3 separate regions of the Mus musculus genome follow, and all the other regions are linked to region 1. The links are chromatin loops, found by intact Hi-C in ENCODE. Cell type or tissue: heart. All regions are shown on one strand.

What was found. Hi-C counts contacts between places; a loop is a spot of excess contacts. Peaks named below come from ENCODE experiments on the same cell type or tissue, not always from the same donor. Only the 100,000 strongest peaks of a DNase experiment are listed, where the experiment ranks them.
Region 2: a loop joins it to region 1, with 1.8 times the contacts of the local background. A loop is called at or near these places in 3 of 42 quality-filtered maps.
Region 3: a loop joins it to region 1, with 2.3 times the contacts of the local background. A loop is called at or near these places in 5 of 42 quality-filtered maps.

The regions. Positions count from the first base shown.
Region 1 is chr8:4,163,191-4,171,190 of GRCm38, forward strand. It overlaps Evi5l (ecotropic viral integration site 5 like), which reads left to right and starts at 3,377. Exons shown (of 20, transcript NM_001346730.2): 1 at 3,377-3,573. All of the region lies in intron 4 of 4932443L11Rik (a long non-coding RNA gene), which reads right to left. In heart, no CTCF peak of the experiment used is centred here; a DNase peak (open chromatin) is centred at 3,071; H3K4me3 peaks cover 2,054 bases; H3K27ac peaks cover 1,033 bases.
Region 2 is chr8:4,511,827-4,519,826 of GRCm38, forward strand. It overlaps Cers4 (ceramide synthase 4), which reads left to right. Exons shown (of 11, transcript NM_026058.4): 2 at 3,729-3,902; 3 at 5,047-5,164; 4 at 6,414-6,532; 5 at 6,777-6,834; 6 at 7,637-7,687. The coding sequence starts at 3,730. Among named protein-coding and RNA genes, the nearest start is that of Cers4, 22 kb to the left of the region's middle. In heart, CTCF peaks have their summits at 3,306 and 4,547 (motif pointing left); a DNase peak (open chromatin) is centred at 555; H3K4me3 peaks cover 558 bases; H3K27ac peaks cover 2,363 bases.
Region 3 is chr8:4,234,093-4,242,092 of GRCm38, forward strand. Lrrc8e (leucine rich repeat containing 8 family, member E) reads left to right here. Exons shown (of 3, transcript NM_028175.2): 3 at 1-3,378. The coding sequence ends at 2,072. It overlaps Map2k7 (mitogen-activated protein kinase kinase 7), which reads left to right and starts at 4,648. Exons shown (of 12, transcript NM_001164172.1): 1 at 4,648-4,941; 2 at 6,596-6,643. The coding sequence starts at 4,818. In heart, a CTCF peak has its summit at 4,801; DNase peaks (open chromatin) are centred at 4,669 and 5,599; H3K4me3 peaks cover 2,773 bases; H3K27ac peaks cover 2,177 bases; H3K27me3 peaks cover 1,440 bases.

The DNA of each region.
Region 1 (8,000 bases):
CTGCTAAGAGAAAACAGTGTTCCTGATACAAGTGACTATGTACATGGAGAGTACCATGACACATGCCTAAAGCCCTGCTGTTTGGAAGGTTGAACCCAAAGGATCCCCTGAGCCCTGGAGTTTCAGGCCAGCCTGAGGAACAGACACCACCACCCCATCTCAAAACAATAAAAATTAACTAGGCTGGGGGTGTGGTTTAGTTGGTATAGTGCTTGCCTAGCATGCATGAAGCTGTGAGTTCAAGCCCAGCACCATATAAAACCTAACTGGTGGCACTGCCTGTATTTAAAGCTCTTAAGAGGTGGACACGGGAGAGTCAGAAGATCAAAGGTATCCTTGGCTACTGAGTGTATGACCACCCTGAGCTAAATGAGGTCTTGTCCCAAAAGGGGGGAAAAAACTTTTTTGTGGCACTGGGGATGAAGGCTTTGGTCTCATATATGCTTAGCAAGTTTTCAACTATTGAGCTACATCCTCAGATTTCCCAAAATTTCTTTTTAGCAATTAAAGAGGTGGCTCGGTGATTAAGAGTACTTGCTGTATTCCACAGAACCTGTTTGCTTCACAGCCTTCAGGTAGGGTAGCTCACAGCAGCTTGTCCAACTGCAGAGGGGCCAATTACTTCTTCTGGCCTCTTCAGGTGACATGAAGACAAACTGAACTAATTTAAAAAAATTTTTTTAAAATAAAAGCTGGATTGCGGTGGTGCATTCGTTTAATCACATCACTTGGGAGGCAGAGTCAGGCAGATCCCTGTGAGTTCAATCCCAGCCTGGTATATAGAACAAGCTTCAGGACAGCCTGGGCTACATAGTAAGACCCTGTCTCAAAAAAAAAAAAAAAAGATAGATAGATAGATAGATAGAAACATATAGATAAGAAATTTTTAATTTTTTTTTCAAAATAATTTCACTGTACTAAGAGGCCAAAAGAGGCATAAGAGGATATCCTAGAACTGGAGTTACAGGTAGTTGTCAGCCACCAGATGTGGGTGCTGGGAAGTGAACTCAGGTCCTCTGTAAGAGCAATTATCAATCTTAACTCCCGACTGAACTGTTCAGGTGCCTATCCTCCTCTTTTGAGCCATGCTTCCATGTAACCTAGGCTGGCCTCAGAGTCACTGTGGAGCTGAGAACGGCCTCGAACTTGTCTTCCTGCCTTCACCTCCCTGAGCTGGGGACTACAGGTGTTTACTACTATATCTTTTTTTACCAACGTGCTAGGATCAAACCTGGGGCTTCGTGCATGTTAGTTAGGTAGGCACTCTACCAACTGAGCTGCATCCTCCGCAGGAGGTTGATTTCAACTTGATGCTGTTAAATAGCACAGCACACAAACGGGCTGTAGAAGAACTTTTCTTTCCTTTTCTTTTCTTTTCTTCTCTTTTTTTTTTTTAGATGAGGGAAAGGAATACAGAAATGTGGATGGAATGAGGTTTTCAATCACCTGAGTATTTAGTAATAGTCTAGTTTTTCTTAACAGTTTCAAAATTTTAATGGGGCAATATAGATAAAAGAGGGAGAGTGTATGAGATCAACACTATAATACACATCCATGCACTCTGGAAACTAAGGTAGGAAAATTCTGAGTTTGACACCAGTCAAATGCGCTGCGAGTTGGAAGCCAGCTTGAGCTGTGGTGAGACCCTATCTCATAAATTTTAAGCCGGGCGTGGTGGCGCTTGCCTTTAATCCCAGCACTCAGGAGGCAGAGGCAGGCAGATTTCTGAGTTCCAGGACAGCCTGGTCTACAGAGTGAGTTCCAGGACAGCCAGGGCTATACAGAGAAACCCTGTCTCAAAAAACAAAACAAAACAAAACAAAAACAAAAACAAAATTAAAAATTTAAAAATCCATGTGACTGTCAACTGTTAGTATCAAATAGAAGCCCTGACTATACAAAAGGTTAAGATCTCAAACCTTAGAAATCCTGACAGTCCCTATTCTGAATAGACTCCTCTGTTTCCCCTCGTGTCCCCCCCCCCCCCCCCCGATCTTCAGCCATCATGCTGAACTTTTTTGTAGCCTTTTGTGAATCAGGCTGTACTCCACTACTCATCAGTCTCCTCCAGAGGGGAACCACTCCCCCTGCTGAACCTATGATCTCAGCTTTCCTTCTATGACACATCCTTCCTTGCCCCACCCTGTCCAAGGCCCATAACCCACACCCTGGAGTCATCCTCTTCTCAAGTCTTGTAGCTGTCAATGATGGGTCATACATGCTCTCTGCCCTCACTTACTTATTAAAAGAATCTAGGATCTGGCCAAGGTGGTGAGTGGAAGGTGAAAAGTGGGAGGATCTGGAGTTCAAAGTCACCCTCTGCTACACAGAAAATTTTGAGGTCATCCTAAGACTACAATAGACTCTGTCTCAAAAATTAAAATAAAAAAAAAATAAAAACAAAGTGGAAGGAGAAAGGGGAGGAGGAAAAAAACGAGGACAAGGGGGAGTCGGCAAAAGAACCAAGGTCCCATTCATTCATTCATTCTTCAAGCCTTTAAAGCAGCTCTCACGTGTGCGGCTCTGGACCCAAAGGAGACCTGACACCCCCTCCGCCGCTCTATACCCCATCCCCGCCCCGCCCCGCCCCGTCCCAGGAGAGATAATGGTTGGGGCAAATGAAGGATGCAATCGGCGTTTTGATGCCAGATTCACCCAGCAAGGGTAGGACCTGACCTAACCACCCGGCCACCACAGAGATGCTGGCTCTGAAGAGAGGCCTTCTGCATACGCCCGATCTAAAACCCAAGCCAGGAGCCCGGCCCTTGTCTGGTCCCGCCTATCCTTGCACCGAGACACGCCTCCTCATTAACTCCTCCATTTCATTCAGCCCATGGCCTTAAGTCCTACCGCCCAGGACGCCAACCTCATTCCCAGTCTCACGACTCCATTGGTCAAATACAAGAGCCCGCCTTCCATCAGTGTCGCTGACTGCTTAGAAGTCAGGATCTCTTTCACAGCACACCCCTCCCATCTCAACAGTTACCAGGGACGAGGTTTGAAGAGCAGATAGTAATGGACGGCTCAGAACCTCTCATGATTGGGTAGAATTCCAGCTCTGGGCGGGGCTTAGTGCTTTCAGCTAAGGGTTGCTCAAGGCCTCAGCTTTCCTTCCGAGGCACACCTCTCGCCCATCACTATTAGTAGTTTAGGTGTCGATCAATATTATTACTTATTTTGATAGGTAAAATTAGATGTCCATCACAGATTCTCTCATTTCAATTCGCTCCTCTCCTCAGAGAACCGTAGCCAGGGTCCGCCTCACGGGGTGGCTATGGATTGGTCAGGTCTTATGTCATTCTTCTACAGTGGGCGGAGCCAAAGGCCTAAGGGGGCGGTGAATTGGTTGACTGGGCTGGGGGGCGGGGGGCGGGGCAGCGGCTCCTGTCAGCGGGTGAAATGGCAGTGGCGGAGCCAGCGACGGCCGCGGTCCCCGGGGGTGGCTGATTGAAAGGGGCCGGGCCGCGGGGTTTGCGGGACCCTCGAGCAGACGTGACCGTGGGTCGGGGCATCGGACGACACAGCGCAGGGACAGCGAGGCTCGGCGCGGCGATGGAGGCGCTCTCGGCGCAGGTAGGGCGGCCCGAACCGGGCCTCTTCTCCTTGGGGGCGTCAGTGCTGCGGGGCCCCGCGGGGAAGCCAAACCAGGAGCGTGACCTGGGGTCGCCTCGCCTCCAGAATCCACGCTGGGAGCCTTGGCATTCCCAGTCCCGGACCCTGGAACTCCGGCCTCCGCCCACCCTCCTTCCCGATCCCCTCAGGATCCCTCCCAGGGCTCCTAAGACCCAGTGTCTCTTCGCGACGTCCCCCACAGGCTCAGGACCTCTGTACATCTTTCCCAAGACTCCTCTGTTAGAATCTGTCCAGGGCTTCCCCATCCCCCAGTCTGCAGACCTGCCCCCCCCCACACACACACACCATGAGCGTCTCCTTTCCAATCCACAACCACCACCACCACCACCCCGAGTCCCAGGACCCCTCCCATCTGCACATCTCTTGCCTTTACATCCCCCTAAACCTCCCACTTGGCTTCCTGTCTTCTGTGTCTGGCCTACACCCTCATCCTCTCCAAGGAGACCAAGATCAGAGCCCTATACTCTTTCTTTCTGACTCCACAGAAACCCATGCCTCACCTCTTAAACGGAAAGATTCCCAACTGAATCCAGAGACATCAGCTCAGCCTGCTCACTTGGCACCCCTCCTGCTCAAGGGCTCCAATAAAAACAAAAACAAAAAAAACATCACTTCTAGTCTTCTGAGAAGACTATACACTGTTGCTGATCTTGAGCCATCTAGATGGCATCTTCCTGAAGAAATGAACACTCAGGACTTCCCAAAAGACCAAAAGATAGTGCTGAATCCCATCCCCCATAGACACACCCTCCCCATCCATCTTTCTGATACAGAGTGGGGTCATTTAGATACCCCTAAATATACAGGAACCTAAGGGCCCAACCCAGACCCAGGCCCATGAGTGCTCTCCCCCCCCCATCTCTCTCTCTCTCTCTCTCTCTCTCTCTCACACACACACACACACACACACACACACACATGAGAACTTCTATACACCTTCTTGAGCCCAGTACCCTCAACAGACCTCCTAACTCAGACAAAAGACAGAAGATTGTGAGGTGGCAAGCTCTGTCCCCAGCACCTAGCCTGTCCCTTCCACCCCATTCTCTTTGAGTTGGGACTCCAGGGCGTGTCAGGGCCTAAGATCTACCTACCACAAATCTCTCCCCCCCCTCTCTCTTTCTTATCCTTTTTAATAGGAAGGACATTCTTTCCTACACCAGTGTCCCAAAAGGAACCAGTGCCCATCTCCAAATCAATGGCACCTCCCTATACATACCATGGGGAGTGAGATCTTCCAGCGGCTCCTGGCCCCAATCCTAAAGTCTGACCAGACTGGTAGGACCAGCATCCTTGAGCCTATGGCATCTGTTGGCCTCAGATGATATAGACAGTGCTGCCATCTAAGGTGCTCATCAAGGCCAGTTTCTGAGAGCCCTGTGAGTTCTTTTACCCACCACCAATGTTTGGTCAAAATAAAACAGCTTCCTCCTAGCATGTGGGATCTGCTCAGACTGGGTCAGACCTGCCAAAAGCAAGCACCTCTTTAAGGAATATTTTCAGAAGGGTTAAAATGTGAAGAAGACAGGGGGGGTGTGTGTGAAAGGATGAGTGCTCTGATTGACAACCCCCTCTGCTTGACACCCCCACTCCCATATACACCACTCCCAGCCAATCTGTCATTAAGCCAGACTCCCCACATCCCTCACTCTTCATGGTTGTATTGTATTGGTTCTCCCTACCAATTCTGCCCCACAGCTCCCATCCTAGGGTCCCACCTGTGGGTTCCCTCTGGATTCCTGCGGTTGACTGTGGTGGTTTGGAAGGGATCACAGGTAGCTTGGCCCCGGCACAAGACAGAGAGGAAAGAAGAGATTGCAGAACTGGCTGTAGTTGTAGAACTAGGGAGTGTAAAGGAGAATCCAGAACAAACCAGCTCCTAACAAGCATTTGGTTATGCCTGGAAAGACCCAGATAAAAAGCCTAGGTTTCCTTGTAGAATATTTACAAACAAATTCTGAACAGATTTGAATAAAAAAAAAAAACTCATCTTGGCTTAGAACTTCAACTTCTCCATCTGGAAAATGGGGGTTGGGGGAAAAAGCCCTTAGAATAGTAGTATTCTGCTGCAGTCAAGCCAGTTAGATTAGGGTGTGGCCTAATGTGTTTCCTGGGAGCAGTGAGGTTTAGCAGAACAGTGGGGTTTAGCAGAACAGACCCCACACACACCTAGCAAAGTTGGTATTGTCACTGGCCCTGATGATCCCTGTCTTCAGTGGATAGTAGCCATATCTGAAGGACTTAGCCATCTTGCAGGAAGCTGGCTTAAATCAGGGCTGAAAGAATGAAGAAAAAAGATGATCTGTTGTGGGACTTGTAGTCATGCAGGCATCTTCTGGAAGGACTGAGGACATGGGGAACTAACTACTGGCAGCCCTCCTGATGGACACAAGATAGAAGTTTATCATGTCCATTTGAGAGCAAGAGTGCATGAAAAGACTTGAAGGTCATGTGGCACATGAGAAGCTGCAAGACCTCCCCCCACTCCCCAGGGGACTTTGCACAGATGGACACAGCGGGTTAGAAAGGGCCCCTGGGATAGACTGTGAACTCTGTAGAAAGTACAAGAAGGCTTTAAGTCTTTGAGTAGAGCCAACACAGCTTTGCTGTAGCCTGGGGATATAGATACATTGTCTTTTGTGTCTGTGCTTTGATAGGTACTAGTAGATCAGAAACAAGTCTTGTAGAATGTCAAGTCAGTGTTTATGGGTGATAACCCCACTGTGCCCAGGGAATTGACTCAGATGGCCTGTATCTAAAGCCTGCACAGCCAGCTTGAGGAAGAGTTAGACCCAGAAGCACACATTGATTGAGCTCTTGTCTTGTGTTCACTATGCCAAACATCATTTGCATATCATCTCATTTAATCCTCTGAGCGACCGACCGAAAGGAGCCAGTGTTCCAGTGTGTTCCTTTGCTATCACATGCTGCTGCTGCTGCTGCTGCTGCAGTAGGAATGCAGGAGACAGAGTTACTTACACTGCCGTAAGAGCTCTGAGAAAGGACGTCCAGGAAGGTGTGACAGGGATGACTTATGGATGCAGTCACCAGGCAGGCGTGGCAGGTTAGGGTGTCCCAGAAGTACTTGGACAGGGGCTGGGCACCAGCATAGTTCTTTCATGGGATGCGTGAGTGACTTCTAGGGATGGACAGATGGATGGATGAGCTTTACCCTTTAGGCCAGCGTCTACCAAATGTGATCCATATGACAGTACAGACCATCAGGCACTCATGGTCAAAAAGGGATCTGAGATTGGGAAAATTGGGAGAAGGTACAAACCATACCATCTCCAGGAAAGCCAAAGTCAAGCACTAGAAAGAAGGAAGTTGTTGAGAGCTAACATGCTCCCTGTGTCCACACCCCAGTTGGAGAAGATACCATCCCTCAGAGGAACGTTTCCAATGCTCCTTTGGCATATTTTGCCTGCACTTTAATGTCTGTTCTTAACATGTATCCATGTGCTTGTGAAACATTTTGTTTGTAGGGGACATGGTAGGTGTATGTGTTAATATTTCACATATGAGTGAACGCATGTGTGTGCGTGTACATGTGGAGTCCAGGGGTCAGCCGTGAGTGTCATTCCTCAGAATATGTATTAAGCTGTCATGTAGGTACTGGGAATCAAGCCCTGGTTCTCTGCAAGAGCTGCCAGTGCTCTTAACCACTGAGCCATATCTCCAGACTCTGTCCACCTTGTTTTTTGAAAGAGGTCTCTCAGCTGGGTGGTGGTTGGTGCATGCTGGTTTGTCCCAGAACTCAGGAAGCAGAGGCAGGAGTTCAAGGCCAGCCTGTTCTACAGAGCCAGTTTAAGGACAGCCAGGGCTACATAGAGAAACCCTCTCTTGGCCGGGGCAAGGGGGGGTTAAAAAAAGAAATCAGTCTCTCACTAGGCCCCAGGGACCCTCTTGCCCCTGCTTCCCTGGCACTGGTATTACAAGCATACACCACTGTGCATGACTTTTTACATGGATGCTAGGCCTCCAACTCAAGTCCTCATGCTTTTATGGAAAGTACTGGCCTATCTCCCTGGCCCTATGAAATAATATTAAGTAGTTGGTTTTTGCCTGTGTGTATGTATGATGTACTTGTATGTTCTGTACATGTGCACAATTGTCTGTGAAGATGCACTTCCCTGTGGAGGGCAGAGTGTCTTCCTCTATTGCTCTCCACTTTCATCTAGTAGCACAGGATCTCTTGCTGAGCCTGCAGCTCTCCAGTTTGTCTAGTTAGCCAGCTTGCCTAGAGATCTCCAGTCTCTGTCTCCCGAATCTTGAATTACAGATGACTGCCATCCCTTCTCTGCTTTTTTATTTTTAATAATTTTTATGTGTGTCCCTGTTTGACCTACATGTATGTCTATGCATTT
Region 2 (8,000 bases), 350 kb after region 1:
GTGGTCCCGTCCAGTGCTGTCTGGGTTTCCTGTCTTCAGCGAGGTGGTCTGACAAGTTGTTGGCAAAGTGTAAACCTCATTCCTGGAGAAAGTTCTCCTCTGTTGGCCCAGGCTTTAGACTTTCTTCTCTCCCAGCTGGAGATTCCTGGGGGTTGGGGCTGGGGTTGAGGGTGGGGGGAAATTCCAGTTTCTTGGGGCTCATTGTTTCAATACTCTGATAGCCAAAGTGAGGGGCCCAAAGTGTTTGTTTAGAGTGAGTTTATCCCTGTTAGGCTGGTTACAACAGGACTTTCCGAACAGCTAGGATCAAACTTAAACACACAGCAGTCCCCAACCCCCACCGTAGGCAGGGCAGGGTAGGATATTTAGCTCTTTCTCCACTCCCCTCGCCTTTCTTTTCTCCCTTCCTCCCTGCCTCTCTCTTCCCTTCAGCTTAGCTGGTCCCTATGCTGGGCCCCTTAGCACAAAGCCCTGGTCTCTCTCCTCGAGGGATATTTTTAGTCAGTAAGAGGGATTATCAGCTGAGTTCCAGGTGGAGGGGCCTGGCTGGGAGAGGAGCCAGCCGGGCTTCAAAGAGCTGGCAAGCTGAGGGAGAAGGGAGAAACACAGGGGTAGGAGGGCCTTGAGGATAATAAAGGTCGAGACCGGACATGTTGGCGCAGCAACCTACACTGACTCTTTGCTTGACCTCGCTCACATTCATTGCCCTGTAGGCTGCTCTGGCCTAACCCAACTTGAGCACAAGGCATAGAATTTAAGGGAAGGACAATAGAGGTCAGGAGGGTTTCCAGGCTGAGAACTGCCTAGGAATCACCTAGAAAACTGGTGGTGATGCACATTTTCCATCCCAGAACTGGGGAGGCAGAGGCAGGAGGATTTTGAATGCCAGGATATTCTGGGAGACCCTGACTTTGAAAACCAGGTGCTGGGGGATGTGGTGGGGGTGGCTCACTGGTGAGTGCTTGGCTAGCATCTGACGGGCCATGGGACCTATCCCGGCACTGCAGACGCAATATATTTCTAGCATCTTCCAGTAAGGAGCTGGAATTGTATGGCGCATCCTTACCTAGAACCCACCAGGAGGGCTGGACCTCCCTAGGCTCCTCTTAATAAGAGGCTGGGAGGGGGGATGGTTCAGCAGTAGAGCACAGGCTTAGAATCTACCATTGTGGATCTGGGAGTGTGACTCAGTGGAAAAGACCCTTTCTAGAATCCCCCAGTGAGGGGCAAGGGTCATGTCTTCGTGGTAGAGTGCCATCATAGGACTGGGGTTGTGGCTCAAAAGTAGATTGTCTGTCTAGAATCTACCAGTGTGGGGCTGGGTGTATGTGTTATTGGAGAGCATTTGCCTAGCCTGGTTCTGGGTTCCACTCTCAGAACTGGGAGTGTGGGGACCTGAGGAGTGGAGCATGAAGAAGAAAAGCACCCACTGCCTCGTGGCACCTTTGCTCTGCAAGCAAGAAGACACTCACAGAAATGCTTCTGATTCCAGTGCTGGGGATTAGAGACAGGGGGATCCTGGGTACTCACTGGGCATTCCAGCCAGCTTGTAAACTATAGGTACAGTGAGAGAACCTGGCTCAAAAAAATAAAGTGGGAAACAATTTAGGAAGATACCTAGGGTCTACCTCTGGGCTCCACATGTACATGCAGAGCTCGTGGACTTGCCCATGTACGCATAAACCACTCACCACACAAAGCATCATCCAGAAGCTGCCACATACCAGTGACCCCTCAGTCTTTCTCGGACCACTTCCCTCCCCCAAATCATTACTGGCACTGTTCTCACACGGCTGTAGGCGTCATTTCCAGCCACTTATTAGGAATGAACTATTGTGGATCCCAGTTACAGATGGGAAAACTGAGTCACAGAGAGAGCAAGGCATCTGCTCCCAAGGTTACATAACTGGTAAATGACTGAGCCAGGAATTAAACCAGCCAGGATGGAACCTCCTGTTCTCACCTCCACTCCATTCCCCAGTAAAGTACATATCTGTTGTACTCATATTTCAGACTGGATATATGAGATGTGAGGATATGGAGCTGAGTTTCAAAGGAGAAAATGGAAACTGAGGAACCCTGAAGCCCTTCATCTTACTTCCTCAAGAGTGACTGCTTAGAATCCCTGAGTCAGGAGCTGGGGGCATAGCCCAGATGTAGAATTTTGAGTTTTGTTGCTGGAAAAGGCAATATTCATATTCTCCCAGGAGCCTCTAGAGGAGACCAGCTTAGCAACGTGATTTGAGCCCAGTGAGATCCATTTAGAACTATTGACCTATATATAGAACTGCCAGACAACCAGTTTGCAAGAGTAGCCACAGGAAGCCAACCAACCTCAGCAGCATACATTTATTTGGCCTAATTTTGAATTTTATGTTGATAGCATTTTGTGTAGACAACAGTACGTGCTAGTGTGCATCTGAAATGCTTTTGTGTTTTGAAAATGGAGGAGGGGAGAGGGTGCTGAGGATTAAACTTGATCCTCCTGTGTTCTAGGCAAGTGGCTACTGAGTGACACTTACAGTTCTCGTTATTGATTTATTATTTCTTTCCTGCCATGTGAATTTGATTTTTCTTTTTATTTAGGGTCTTGTATAGCCCAGGATGGCCTCAAACTCACTATGTAGCCAAGGGTGGTGACCTTGATCCCCACAAGAAACCAAAACCAAGATCATGCAAGCATATTTCAAACCTCAGTTAAGCAATCTCACCACTGTGACAAAGCATGTATCATAAACAATTTAAGGGGAAAAAAAGATTTATTCTGGGTTACTACTTGAGTGTCATTATACCATGGTGGGGCGGGTGTAGTGGGGTAGAACAGTTTGAGACATGGTGTCCAGGAAGCAGAAGAAAGCAATAGAAGAAGGCCTCAGGCAAGACACAGCCACAAGGACATGCCTTACCAGCTCCAAGGCTCGTCCTACTTTTTTTTTGCTATATCCTAATACTGTGAACTCTTCAAGGATTGACCATGAAATAGGTCAGAACCTCCAGGATTTAACTGTGGAAATGGTTTCTTAGATAAACCAGAAATACCATTTACCCGGCTTTAAAAACATTATTCATTTTTATGTGTGCCTTAGTTACTGTTCTACTGCTGTGATGAAACACTATGGCCAAAAGAACTTATAAAAGAGGGTATTTAATTGGAGCTCAATTACAGTTTCAGAGAGGTTAGTTCATTATCACTAAGGTGGGGAGCATGGCAGCAAGCAGGCAGAAATGGCACTGAAGCAGTAGCTGAGAGCTTACATCCTCACCTGCTGGTAGTAGACAGAGAGACACTGGGCCTGGAGTGGGCGTTGCCAACTCTCAGTGACATACCTCCTCCAACAAGGTCACAGCTCCTAATTCTTCTTAAACAGGCCACCAACTAGGGACCAGACATTCAAATATTTGAGCCTATGGAGGCATTCTCATTCAAACCACCATATTGTATATGGGTGCTCTGCCTGCTTGTATGTCTGTGCACCACATTGGGTGCATTGCCTATGGGAGTCAGAGGAGGGCATTGGCTTTCTCAGGTTGGAGTTGCAGATGGTTATTAGCTGCGGTGTGGGTCCGCAAGTGCTCTAAACCACTGAACGATCTCTCCAGTATTCCCCTTGTTCTGACATTTCTTCAAGTAGTATGCTTAGTGGCACTGAAGATTCAGCCTGTCCTACTGTACACACCCTTTGAGTTGAGTTGAGTTGAGTTATGCTTACCTGATTGTGTATCCACAGCATGTCGTTCAGCTTGAGTGAGTGGCTGTGGCAGGAGACATACTGGTTACCACCCAATGTCACATGGGCAGAGCTGGAGGACCGTGATGGCCTGGTGTTCGCCCACCCTCACCACGTGCTTGCTGCCTTCCCAGTGGCTCTGGTCCTGGTGGCTGTGCGAATTGTCTTTGAGAGGTAAGTGCCATGATGTGGCCCTGCAGGGTGTATGCATGTGTGTGTGTATGTGTGTGTGTGTGTGTGTGTGTGTGTGTGTGTGTGTGTGTGTGGTGTAGAGGTCAGAGGACATCAAGATGTCCTTTATCATTCTCTTAGTACCTTCAGATAGGTTCCCTGAGTGGCCCAGAGCTAGGTTGGTGGGTTGCAAGCCCTAAGTGATCCTTCATCTCCCAACCTGCCAGAGAGATGAAGTTACAGGCAGGCATGTGGCCACACCCAAGTTTTTGCATGTGTGCTGGGGATTTGAACTCACTTACTAAATGCTTGTGTGGTAAAGACTCTTACTGAACCGTCTGCCCAGAGCCCTCATATACTTCTTTTTTGAGGGCTTTTTCTCTGTCATCTAAGATGTATGTATGTCTTAACTCAATGCTTGATGACAATATATGGCACGGTACTATTATTACTCCCATTTTACAGAAGGAAAAATGGAGACACACAAAGATTTAGTAACATGACTAAGAATATACAGTGTGTAAGATCAGCTGGGCCTGTAGGAATTGTGGGAAGCTCAGTTTAGATAGGCCTTAAGGAAGGAGTTGAGTTCCTTAAAGAGCTGATGTTCAGTCTCCATCTGTGGTCTTGGGGCACCCTCCTGTGGGCAATGTGGGTAACTGATTAACCAGGTATCTGCTGCAGGAAGGATGGGAGGGAGGGTAAATCAGACTTAACAGGTAGCATGCCTAGGCCCGCCCTTGAGTAACCTGATGCAGAGAGGTGAAGACCCAGGTCACCAGGACACAGGTAGTGAGAAGACTTGATTTTGGTTGAATATGGGTGAAGGATCCTGGGTTCCCAATGAACTGGTCTGAACATCTCTCTTCTGAAGACAAAGCTATAGTGTCTTTTCTTAGGTTTGGTCTGATGCACTATACAGGTAATCCCTTTGGCCTTGAGGGATTAAAGCTGGGAGTAGTGGCAGAAAATTCTGTCCTGCCCACGTGGGCATTTTGGCTCTGGGCTTCCAAACCCTCTTTTCAGATAGATTTGAACTATACATACTGGTAAGGCTTCCCCAAGCCTCAGGTCCTCTCACTTTCCTCCTGTTATAGTCACATCCCTTCATTTGCATTCTTCTGAGTTCTGTCTCTCTCACACTCAGATTTGTGGCCTTGCCCCTGAGCCGGTGGATGGGTGTGCAGGATCCAATCAGGAGAAAGATAAAGCCCAACCCGGTGCTGGAGAAGTACTTCCTCAGGATGAAGCAGTGTCCAGAGGAGGTGAGCCCCATATTCTCTAGACAGCTGCATGGTGATTGCCCTGGGACCCAGGCATAGAAGTGGTGTGTGTCCCTTATTAGAGGTTGGACAGGGACCTCTGACACACCCACAGATTCAACTTGAACCCACAGATTCCCTGGTATGTTAGGCTCTCTCCTCTGTCTGCTGGTTTGTGAGACCCCCACCTCTTCCTGCTGTGCAGAGACTAGTGGATCAGTCACTCCTTCCCTGGTTCTGCGGGGCTTGAAACCACTTCTCTCTCAGTACGAGGCTACTCTTCCTAGCCTCAAGGCTTTGAAGCCCCATCCCTCATCTATCTCTTGAAAGCAAGGCCATGTTCCTCATCTCCCTGAGCCAAGAGTATCTGCCCGTTTAGGCTTCCTGGGTATGAAGCCCTGCCCTTCCTGTTCTCCTTGGGACCTGGGGAAACCTTATTTTCAAGGTCTTGAGGCATAAAATTGTCCTTGTGTAGCCTTTCTGGGACACAAGGCCATGTCTCTCTCTCCTGGTCTTCCTGAGACTTGAAGGTCCCATCCTTCTCAGGGTTCCCAGAGTTTGAAACTGGCATTCCAGCCTTCCTGGGTCATGAGTCTCTGTACCTCTAGGCTTCTTGGGGTTTAAGGCCCTGCTCCTTCCTCCCAGGTTTCTTGGGACATGAGGTCCTACCACTGTGAGGCTTCCTGGCATATGAAGCCCTCCTCTCTTAGTCTGGAACATCAACCTTATGATCACTCAACAAACAGAAGAGTAGGTTTCGTCCCAGTTCTGGGAAGGGACAAGATGCTTTTGATCCAGTGGAGTGCCTGGAGTGTCAGAAGCAGCCCTGTGGTTCTGCCTCCATTCCCATCCATGGTGTGGCAGCCCAGTTGGCCTGGTCTGGGTCAGGTTCTGTTGGGTAAGGTGGACGTGATGGCAGTGTGCCCTGTCTGGGAATAGAATAGCTTCTATAGAGCTGAGAGCTGAGTGCCTGCCTAGGGTAGTGTCCTACTCTGCTGCTTGTTGCAGTGCAAACAACTGCAAGCTGGAGAAGAAAGGGTTCATTTCAACTTAAACTTTCAGGTAACAGTCCATTGCTGAGGGAAGTGAAGGCAGGAAGTGAAGGCAGGAACTGAAGTAGATGCCACCTTACCCTCCTCTCTTTTCTCTGTGGGATAGATCTTAAGCTTCAGTGGGGAATCAAAGTAGGAACAAAGGGTACGAAACCGGCATTGGGCCTGTATAATCCTTCCCCTCATTACTCCCTTCTCAGACACAGATGGTCCTGCTGGCTTCCCAGTGTGGCCTCACGCTTCGGCAGACTCAACGCTGGTTCAGGAGACGTCGGAACCAGGATCGGCCTTCCTTATCCAAGAAATTCTGTGAAGCCTGGTAATTGTGGGGCTCAGGGGGAGGTAAGGTCTTTCTTAATGATGAGGCCCCATTCCTCCTAGCCTGTCTGGGTGAGGGGGCTCCTCCCTCCTAGCCTCCTCGTACTTGAGGTCCTTCCCTTCCCAGATTCCCTGAGATGTGAGCCACACTCCCTTTCAGTCTCCCTGTCAGATGAGGCTCCACCCCTGGGTCCTGGACACTGCTCTTTTGATAGCTGCCTTACTAGCTTCCTCCCCTTCTGCAGCTGGAGGTTTGTCTTCTATCTGTGTTCCTTCGTGGGTGGCACCTCCATCCTCTACCATGTGAGTAAACCTGACGGTAGAAGGGAAGGCCTCTACCTTACAAGCATCCATAGGTGCTTAATGAAGACCTACTGTGCACCAGGAGCTGGCCATCTGCAGTGAATGAATCTGCTGGGGAGGAGTGGGAGGGCAGAGATGGAACAAGGGAGGAGAGAAGAGGGCTGAGCTCTGGTGGAGGAGAGAGCATGCTCTCCTAGTTTTTGTTTTTGTTTTCTGTTGCTGTAATAACATCCTGACAAGAGCATCTCAAGGGAGAAAGGATTTTATATTTTATATTTTAGCTCATGGTTCCAGGTCTGGTCTGTCATAGCAGGGGAGGTAGCCTGAGGGAGTTGGTTACATCCACAATCAGGAATAGACAACAAGGAATGCATGCATGTCAGCGTTCAGCTCACTCTCTTTATCATCTAGTGTAAGGCCCACCTCGTGAAATAGTGCTACCCGCATTCAGGATGGTCCTTTCCATCTCAACCCCATTAAGAACGTCTCTCATATAGGCACACCCATAGACCAGCGTAATACAGACACACCTTCACTGAGAGCATCTTTCCAGGGGATTCTTGATTGTGTCAAGTTGACAATTAAAACCAACCATCAGACTTAACACTCAGGAGTTGAAGGCAGAAGGATCATGAACATGAGGGCAATGTGAGCTACGTAATATAAAAATAAAGTGTAAAAGCAGGGAAGAGTGGAAGTGGTACCTAGAAGGCCGTGGAAGCCTTGGTGATGGGGATTCATATTCAGGGTAGGAGGCTGACTTTTGCCTTTGTAGAGCTTGAGATTCATTGTTCCTTCATAGGAATCATGGTTGTGGTCGCCATCATTGTGCTGGGAGAATTACCCACATCAGGTGAGTGGCAGGGACTGTGGAGAAGCTCAGTTCCTGTGGTCAAGGCAAAAGAGCCAGGCTGTCTAGCTGATGAGGCCCAGCCCCAATAATTGCCTGTATGATGAGGCCCTGCCCTTCTTGCCTGCTTGGATTATGAATCTCCTCCCCTCCTACCTGCCTGTGTGATGAAGCTTGGCCTTTCATAGCCTGCCTTGGTGCTGAGGGCCCAGTGTTTCTAGTATTCTTGGTACCTGAGACTCTCACAGCCTTTCTGAGGTGTAAGGCCTCATTCCTCTTTAGTGTCCCAGGCAGATAAGTTGAGTCCTTGTAACTT
Region 3 (8,000 bases), 71 kb after region 1:
GCTATGAGACTGCCCTCCACTGGTATGCCAAATACTTCCCCTACTTGGTGGTTATCCATACTCTCATCTTTATGGTCTGTACCAGCTTTTGGTTCAAATTCCCTGGTACCAGCTCCAAAATAGAACACTTCATCTCCATCCTGGGCAAGTGCTTTGATTCTCCATGGACCACTCGGGCCTTGTCCGAGGTGTCTGGAGAAAATCACAAGGGCCCAGCTTCTGGACGGGCCATGGTGACCACGGTAACCACCACAGGGGCAGGGTCGGGGAAGGTGGGTGAAGGTGAGAAGGAGAAAGTGCTCATTGAGCCCGAAAAGGTGGTGTCTGAGCCTCCAGTTGTTACTCTGCTGGATAAGAAGGAGGGCGAGCAAGCGAAGGCCCTATTCGAGAAGGTCAAAAAGTTCCGAGTGCACGTGGAAGAGGGTGACATCCTCTATTCCATGTACATCCGGCAGACAGTGCTCAAAGTGTGTAAGTTTTTTGCCATCCTGGTTTACAACCTGATCTATGTGGAGAAGATCAGCTTTCTGGTGGCCTGTAGGGTGGAGACATCAGAGATCACGGGGTATGCCAGTTTCTGCTGCAACCACACCAAGGCCCACCTCTTTTCTAAGCTGGCCTTCTGCTATATTTCCTTTGTGTGTGTCTATGGCATCACCTGCCTGTATACACTCTACTGGCTCTTCCATAGGCCCCTAAAAGAGTACTCCTTCCGTTCTGTGCGTGAGGAGACAGGGATGAACGATATCCCGGATGTTAAGAATGACTTTGCCTTCATGCTCCACCTCATTGACCAGTACGACTCCCTCTATTCCAAACGCTTTGCAGTCTTCCTCTCTGAAGTCAGTGAGAGCCGCCTTAAGCAACTCAACCTCAACCATGAGTGGACACCTGAGAAGCTGAGGCAGAAGCTGCAGCGTAACATGCGTGGCCGGCTGGAGCTGAGCCTCTGCATGCTCCCTGGACTACCTGACACCGTCTTTGAGCTCAGCGAGGTGGAGGCACTCAGGCTGGAGGCCATCTGTGACATCTCCTTTCCCCCTGGGCTCTCCCAGCTTGTGAACCTTCAGGAGCTCAGCTTGCTTCACTCACCAGCCAGGCTGCCCTTTTCATCACAGATCTTCCTGCGAGATCGCCTGAAGGTGATCTGTGTTAAATTCGAGGAGCTCCGAGAGGTACCCCTCTGGGTGTTTGGGCTTCGAGGCTTAGAAGAACTGCACCTGGAAGGACTCTTTCCCCCAGAAATGGCTCGGGGTGCCACCCTGGAGAGCCTCCGGGAGCTTAAACAGCTCAAGGTACTGTCTCTACGTAGCAATGCAGGGAAGGTGCCAGCCAGTGTGACTGATGTGGCCGGGCACCTTCAGCGACTCAGCCTGCACAATGATGGGGCTCGTTTGCTTGCCCTAAACAGCCTCAAGAAGCTGGCAGTGTTACGGGAGCTGGAGCTGGTGGCCTGTGGGCTGGAACGTATCCCCCATGCAATCTTCAGCCTGGGGGCTCTGCAGGAACTTGACCTTAAGGACAACCACCTTCGGTCTATCGAGGAGATCCTCAGCTTCCAGCACTGTCGGAAGCTGGTCACTCTCAGGCTGTGGCACAACCAGATTGCCTATGTGCCCGAGCATGTGAGAAAGCTCCGGAGCCTGGAGCAGCTCTACCTCAGTCACAACAAGCTGGAGACTCTGCCCACCCAGCTGGGCCAGTGCTTTGGCCTCCGCCTGCTGGATTTATCCCACAACGGGCTTCGTTCCCTGCCACCTGAGTTGGGCCTTCTCCAGAGCCTCCAGCATCTAGCCCTCTCCTACAACGCACTCGAGAGTCTGCCCGATGAATTGTTCTTCTGCCACAAGCTGCGGACGTTACTCTTGGGCTACAACCACCTAACTCAGCTCTCACCTGACGTGGCTGCCCTCCAGGCCCTCAGCCGTCTGGAGCTCAAGGGTAACAGGTTGGAGACACTGCCAGAAGAACTTGGTGACTGCAAGGGGCTGAAGAAGTCGGGGCTGCTGGTGGAGGACACCCTTTATGAGGGACTGCCTGCAGAAGTTCGGGAAAAGATGGAGGAGGAATGAAGCCTGGTGGGGGAAGGGGCAGGCTGACACAGAGGCCTTTACATGTTTCTGCCCAACATTGTATTCCAAGGGAGAGAGGTCCAGCAGGAGTGGAAGGAAGGCAGGACATGTCGGTTTTGTGCAGCTCAGACAAGATCCTGGGACTGGTTTTTCTGGAGGAGAAACAGGAGGCGGTAGATTTGAGGTGTAACCCCTTAGGGAAGGATTAACCAGTCTTAGGTTCTTCAACCAAAACCACACCTGTGTCTTTGGCTGGCTGGCTTGCCCTTCCTCTGAACATTCTGGCTTAATTAGTTTCCTATATGGGAGTGGGATTTCCAACCTTTCCCAACAAGGATCAGCATATACTTAGGGTTCTCTCCTAAGGAGAGGATACAGGGTCCAGTTCCAAAGTTCCATATCCCAACTTTCATGCAAGTCCTGATTTTATAAGCCCTTTGTGACAGGGATGGGTACTTAGAACAATGGCTCTCACATTTAGCTATGTAATAAAATCAGCTGAGAGGCCCGGAAGAAAACAAAACCCTTACATGCTTCCCACCCCACCCCTGAAATTATACTGACTCAGAATTTGGATGGGTAGCTGAGCATGGTGGCACACGCCTTTAATTCCAGCACTCAGGAGGCAGAGGCAGGTGGATTTCTGAGTTCGAGGCCAGCCTGGTCTACAAAGTGAGTTCCAGGACAGCCAGGGCTACACAGAGAAACCCTGTCAAAAAAAAAAAAAAAAAAAATTGGGTGGGGCCAGGAATCTGCTACTAAGTAAGAATGCCAGGTAATTCTGATTCAGGTGGTCCTGAGACCACATAATGGAAATATTGACATAAAGACTGGGCTGGCACTGAAGCTCAGTTGTGAGAGTGCTTGCTTGACATGCAGGCAGCCCTGGGTCCCGTCCTCAGCATTTCATAATCTAGGAGTGGTGGAACCTATGTAATGTAGAGATGCCTGTATAGTACTCTGGAGGTGGAGGGAGGAGGCGTGAAAGGTTGGAGGTAGCCTGGGAGACGGAGCATAGCTCATCTCAAAACAACTAAGAATGGAATACTGACATGTCAGCTATGGAGCCCCTTTTCTCGAGCCGTAGGGAGTCCCATCAAGTTAAGCAGTGTTTTCTCAGGACAATGCTCATGGAACATAAAGAAGAAACTGTAAGCCGAGTCTCCTGTCACACATTCCCACCTGAGTCCAGTGCTGGTGAAGGCTACCTTTTTTCCCAGTTCATTCAGGGATTTTCTTTTGAATGTTTCCTGTGCAGGGGAGCATATACCACTGGGTGCTTAATAAACGAGAACGGTAATTTCCACCTCCTTGTACAGTATGATTGTCTAAGCTGCCTATAACTGGGGCCAAATGATGACACCTGTCTATCAAATCAGGCTGTCTGTCCTGGGAGGAAGGATATCCAAGTTACTTCAACGAGGTGAAGTAGAATCAAGAGAAATTGGGTAGTTTTCTGCCTAGGTTTTTTTTTTTTTTTTTTCCTAAAGAATCTACCTCACCCCACCCTCTAAAACAGTTGGATGGTGGTGATGCCTATCTTCAGTCCCAACACTCCAGAAGGCAGAGGCAGGTGGATTTCTTGAGTTCCAGGCCAGCCGGGTCTACAGAGTTACAGGGCAGCTAGAACTACACAGTGAAACCTTGTTGCGAAAACAAAACAAAACAAAACAAAACCAATCCAATTTTCCTCTCCTCTTTTATCCTTTTAACTCTAAGCTTCTCTCTGCTCCACCCATAGGTCATTACCAAAGGAGTTCTAAGAAGCCTTTAAAGGCCAAGGCCCATCCCAAAGTGTTCACTGTTGCTTCCGGAGTTGTGCGCAGCCTGACCTCCTGGGTTTGGTCTCTTGCTGAATGTCCCTGCACATTCAACGACCCGAATTTACACACAAACTTTATCCTAGCACTCTTGGAAGAACTTAATGCAGGGTGGGGATGGGGCTAGCAGGGCAGAGGCATCTAACCCCAGGGACTGTCTTCAGATAACATTGGTTTCAAGTCCGGATTCTCCGGGCGAAAGGATAGGAATGGGGCAGAAAGTCTGGCCTTAACCTTGATTCTGACACCGAGCTCAGGAATCACCAACTCTGGATTCCCTCTCCACTTGTCAGGGCTACTCTCACTGTGCTGGGACTGGCTGAAATGGAAAGGGATTACCATGGGCACCTAATTACGGTGAGGAGGCGGCTCCATGCTAACAGCGAGAGTTCAGGCCGCAATTAAGCATAACAGGTCCTCATGAAAGACCGTCCTAGACGAGGAAGGTTGTTCCGTGAGGGCGCGGGCACCAGAGCGCCCTAGAGATGCACACGAAGTGAAGAATAATCTGGGAACAGCCGTAAGCGTGTGCAGTAAAGGCGCGAGCTTGGCCGGTCTCCCGCTTCTGCACGCAGGCGTGCGGTTGACCGGACTTCGCTTTCTCTCTTTTTTTCTTTTTTTTTTTTAAGTGATTTCCAACAGCGCTTAATCGCCTGAAACTTCACGCATGCGCACTGCGGAAGGCAGCGATAGGCCATGACAATGCATGAGGCCCGCCTCGGGCTCTAGGTGGCATCAGCTTCCTACTGGAACCCAGTGCGCACGCGCGGCGTTATGCACGCGAGGCAGGGCGGGCACGCGCTGGGGTGGTCTAGGCAGGACGGCGGCTCGGCGGGGTCATCCGAGCGCAGGCGCAGTGCGGTGTTTGTCTACCCCGGACTGACGGGTGGCCTGGCGGTGAGCGGCGGCAGCGGCGGCGGGGAAGATGGCGGCGTCCTCCCTGGAGCAGAAGCTGTCCCGCCTGGAAGCCAAGCTGAAGCAGGAGAACCGTGAGGCCCGCAGGAGGATCGACCTCAACTTGGATATCAGCCCACAGCGGCCCAGGCCCAGTAAGCACGGCCTCGTGGGGGAGGGGCGGGCGGGGCGGGGCGCGCACTGGGAGGCCCCGCCCACCGGGCAGATCCTGCCCCCGCTTCCGGGGCGCTAGCTCTCCTCCCCTCCACTCTCTGTGCTGTCGGCTTGCAGGGAGAGGGTCACGGTGACCTGGAAGTCGGGTGGGCAGTCTCCAGGGCGACTCTCTCCGCCCACGTACCGCGGTCCCGAAGTTCACACCGTTGGTACCTGAGAGCTTAGTCCCTCACCCTGTGGTCGGCTTCCGGAGCCTTGTCACCTGCACCTTGCAGGCTTTCAGACTCGAAGCTACGCCGCTGTGACTACAACCAAGTCTTTTAACTCTGCAAACAGTTATATCTCTTCTGATTCAGTGGTTCCACTCCTGCCGAGTCAGTGACTGTCAAGAGGTCCCCTCCCCTAGCAGACAGTCCACACACGTGCATGCCTATCTGCCCATGTAGGTCACTAAGTCCTCATCTACATCCGTTTTGATTGGAGGCTTCTATTTGACTTCTTTGGTCATATCAGATGGCTCCTTCTAAGCTTGGAAGGACCTTGTCACTGGACCCAGCTCACTGCCTCCTACATACAGGGGCACCTCATATCTCTAATGACCAACTACTTTTCACTATTGCTGTCTAGCCCTCAGGAAACACATAGCCATCTCTCAGCCTGGCAGCCTTTGTCTACAGGGCTCAAGTGACTGCTACTACTACAGACACCTGTAACCAGTGTAGTCCCATCGAGTAGAAACGCACCTCCTTTCTGAGCCTACTGTCTTTGGGCCTGCCTCCTGACATACGGTCCTGTACCAAAAGTGCTTCCTCTTCCTTTCTAGACACACATCCAGCTTGTCCACCATGACCACAGTTAGCATCCTTGTTGTATCCCAGATACCCCTGTCCCAAGTTGTCTTTGCTGAAAGAATCTGGCTTTTTTTCTCCCCTCTCTGTCCAACCCTTCCTCTGTCCCTCTTGATTCAGCAGAATGTCTTCTTTATATCCTCTGTGATGTAATCTTTGGAGTATACATACTATAGTTGTCTGTGTGGTCACTATGGTAAGAGGGGAAAGGCAGCCTCCTGTAGGTGAAAATTCTGTTCACTACCTGGCCACCTGGCCTGACTGACCTTCACAGCTTGATCATCTTCCTGAAGAGGCATTCAGGATTCCCTCCATCCCTACCCCTTCTGGACAAAGTCTTCCACGTTTCCTTCCTGGGAGTTTCTTCCAGGAACTGGAGATACCCAGAGGTGGGGATGCATTTCACTGATTCTGCCTGGGACCAGAGGTTGGGCCCCTGCTGGATTCCAGGGCCATCCCTCCACGGCCCTGTGGATGAGACAGGGTTGGGAATAGGGTTCTAGGTGCCATAAGAGCTGCCTGTCCCTAGAGCAGAGTAAGACCTGGTAAGGCTAGTGGCTGGCAGGCCCCAAGGAGTCCCCTGCAGGTGTCTGTCTCTGTCAGCTCCACACCTTCCTGCCATCATCCCATCTCTGTTGGTTTCTACCCATCTCTGCAGTTTGGTGCCTTGTGCCTCCCCCTCCTCTTCATTATGATTTGATTTCTTTTCTGTTGGACAAATCGGTTGTTTCTGTTGTGATTTATTGTGGTGTTTTTTTTTTTCTCTTTTCTTCCTTTCCCCATCCAGTTATTGTGATCACTCTAAGCCCTGCTCCTGCCCCGTCCCAGCGAGCAGGTACCAGCCTTTTTATCATTGCTGCTTGCATATCTGCACATTGACCTAACCGCTGCCCCAGCTGCAGAATGCCATCCCTACCCTATGCTGTATGTGGGTGTGTGGGTGTATTTGTGTGTGTGTATAACTTAGGGAGAGAGAGAAGGAAAGAGAGTTCTGTGTCTTCATTTTCACTCTCCCTTAACTACAGAAATGTGAGCCTGGCTATACTTTCTCTGTGTCCATTAGTCTTCTCATTTCTTCTCTGGCTCAATCTGGAATCCTAGAAGATGAAATGAGCTCCCTTAATGAGCAGGAGTCTGCTAAGTGGGCACACAATGATGTGTGTGTGTGTATAAATAAAGTAGGTAGAGATAGGTGCACTGCTCTTATTTAATCTGTCTCAACTATGAAGTGAATGAGTGTCATTATTTGTGTACTGTGTCTCCTTTCAGAACCAGGAACCTAGCAGTAAGTAAAACAGATCAAGCTCCTATCCTGTGGGGCTGAGGATGCAGGATGGACGGGATCCATTAGTGGTCACGAAGCATGTGTCTGATCCAGCAGAATAGTCTAGTAGGGTCTCTGCAGAGGGGTCTCTCAGGGAAAGCCTATGGAGGATACAGGGTTTGAACAAAAGTATACCAAGAGGTTAGGGGAAACAAGACCTCCCCCCTCCACCCCTTCCTCCAACCTAAGGTCTCCAATGCTAGGTAGATCAGCTGTGCTAGTTCCTAGGTGTGTAATGTCCTGTGTGTGTAAGAGAGCACCTGTGTTGATAGAAATGAGAAGAGCTCACTATTGGTGCTAGTGTGTCCCAGCTTGTGTGTATACATGGATGCGTGTATGTGTGCTGTATGTACATGTTTGTCTTTTTGCACATGAGTGTATGTATGTTGGGCTGGTAGCCTGCACACATATGGATCCCATAAGTGGGTACATGTCTCCATGGTCTGTCTTGCTTTCTCTCATTCATTCAATCATTCTCACTTTGTTTTCCTTCACTGACTTATACTTAATCTACTTTCTAGGCCTGCCGTGTGGCTCTAAACCCCTCTAACTTCTGTTCTCAGGGCTTTTGTCTGTCTGTCTGTCTGTCTCTCTCTCTCCCCCCTTTTCCACCAAATCCATGCTTCAGAGAGTGGGGCCAGCAGCCTTTTCCCTGGATCTGGAGCAACCCAAGAGGGCTTGATGGTCTGTGTGGGTCAGGGGACTGGCAGGGAGTACAGAGGTTAGAGGTGTGGTCACTCCAGAGAGCTGAGTTGCCAGACAAAGAAGGATCACACATGTACTCATGGACGTGAGCTGTGGACAGTTCCTAGTGAGTCTGGATACAGTTGGGCCCCAACTACCAGAACTAGAAAAGACCTGGATATCT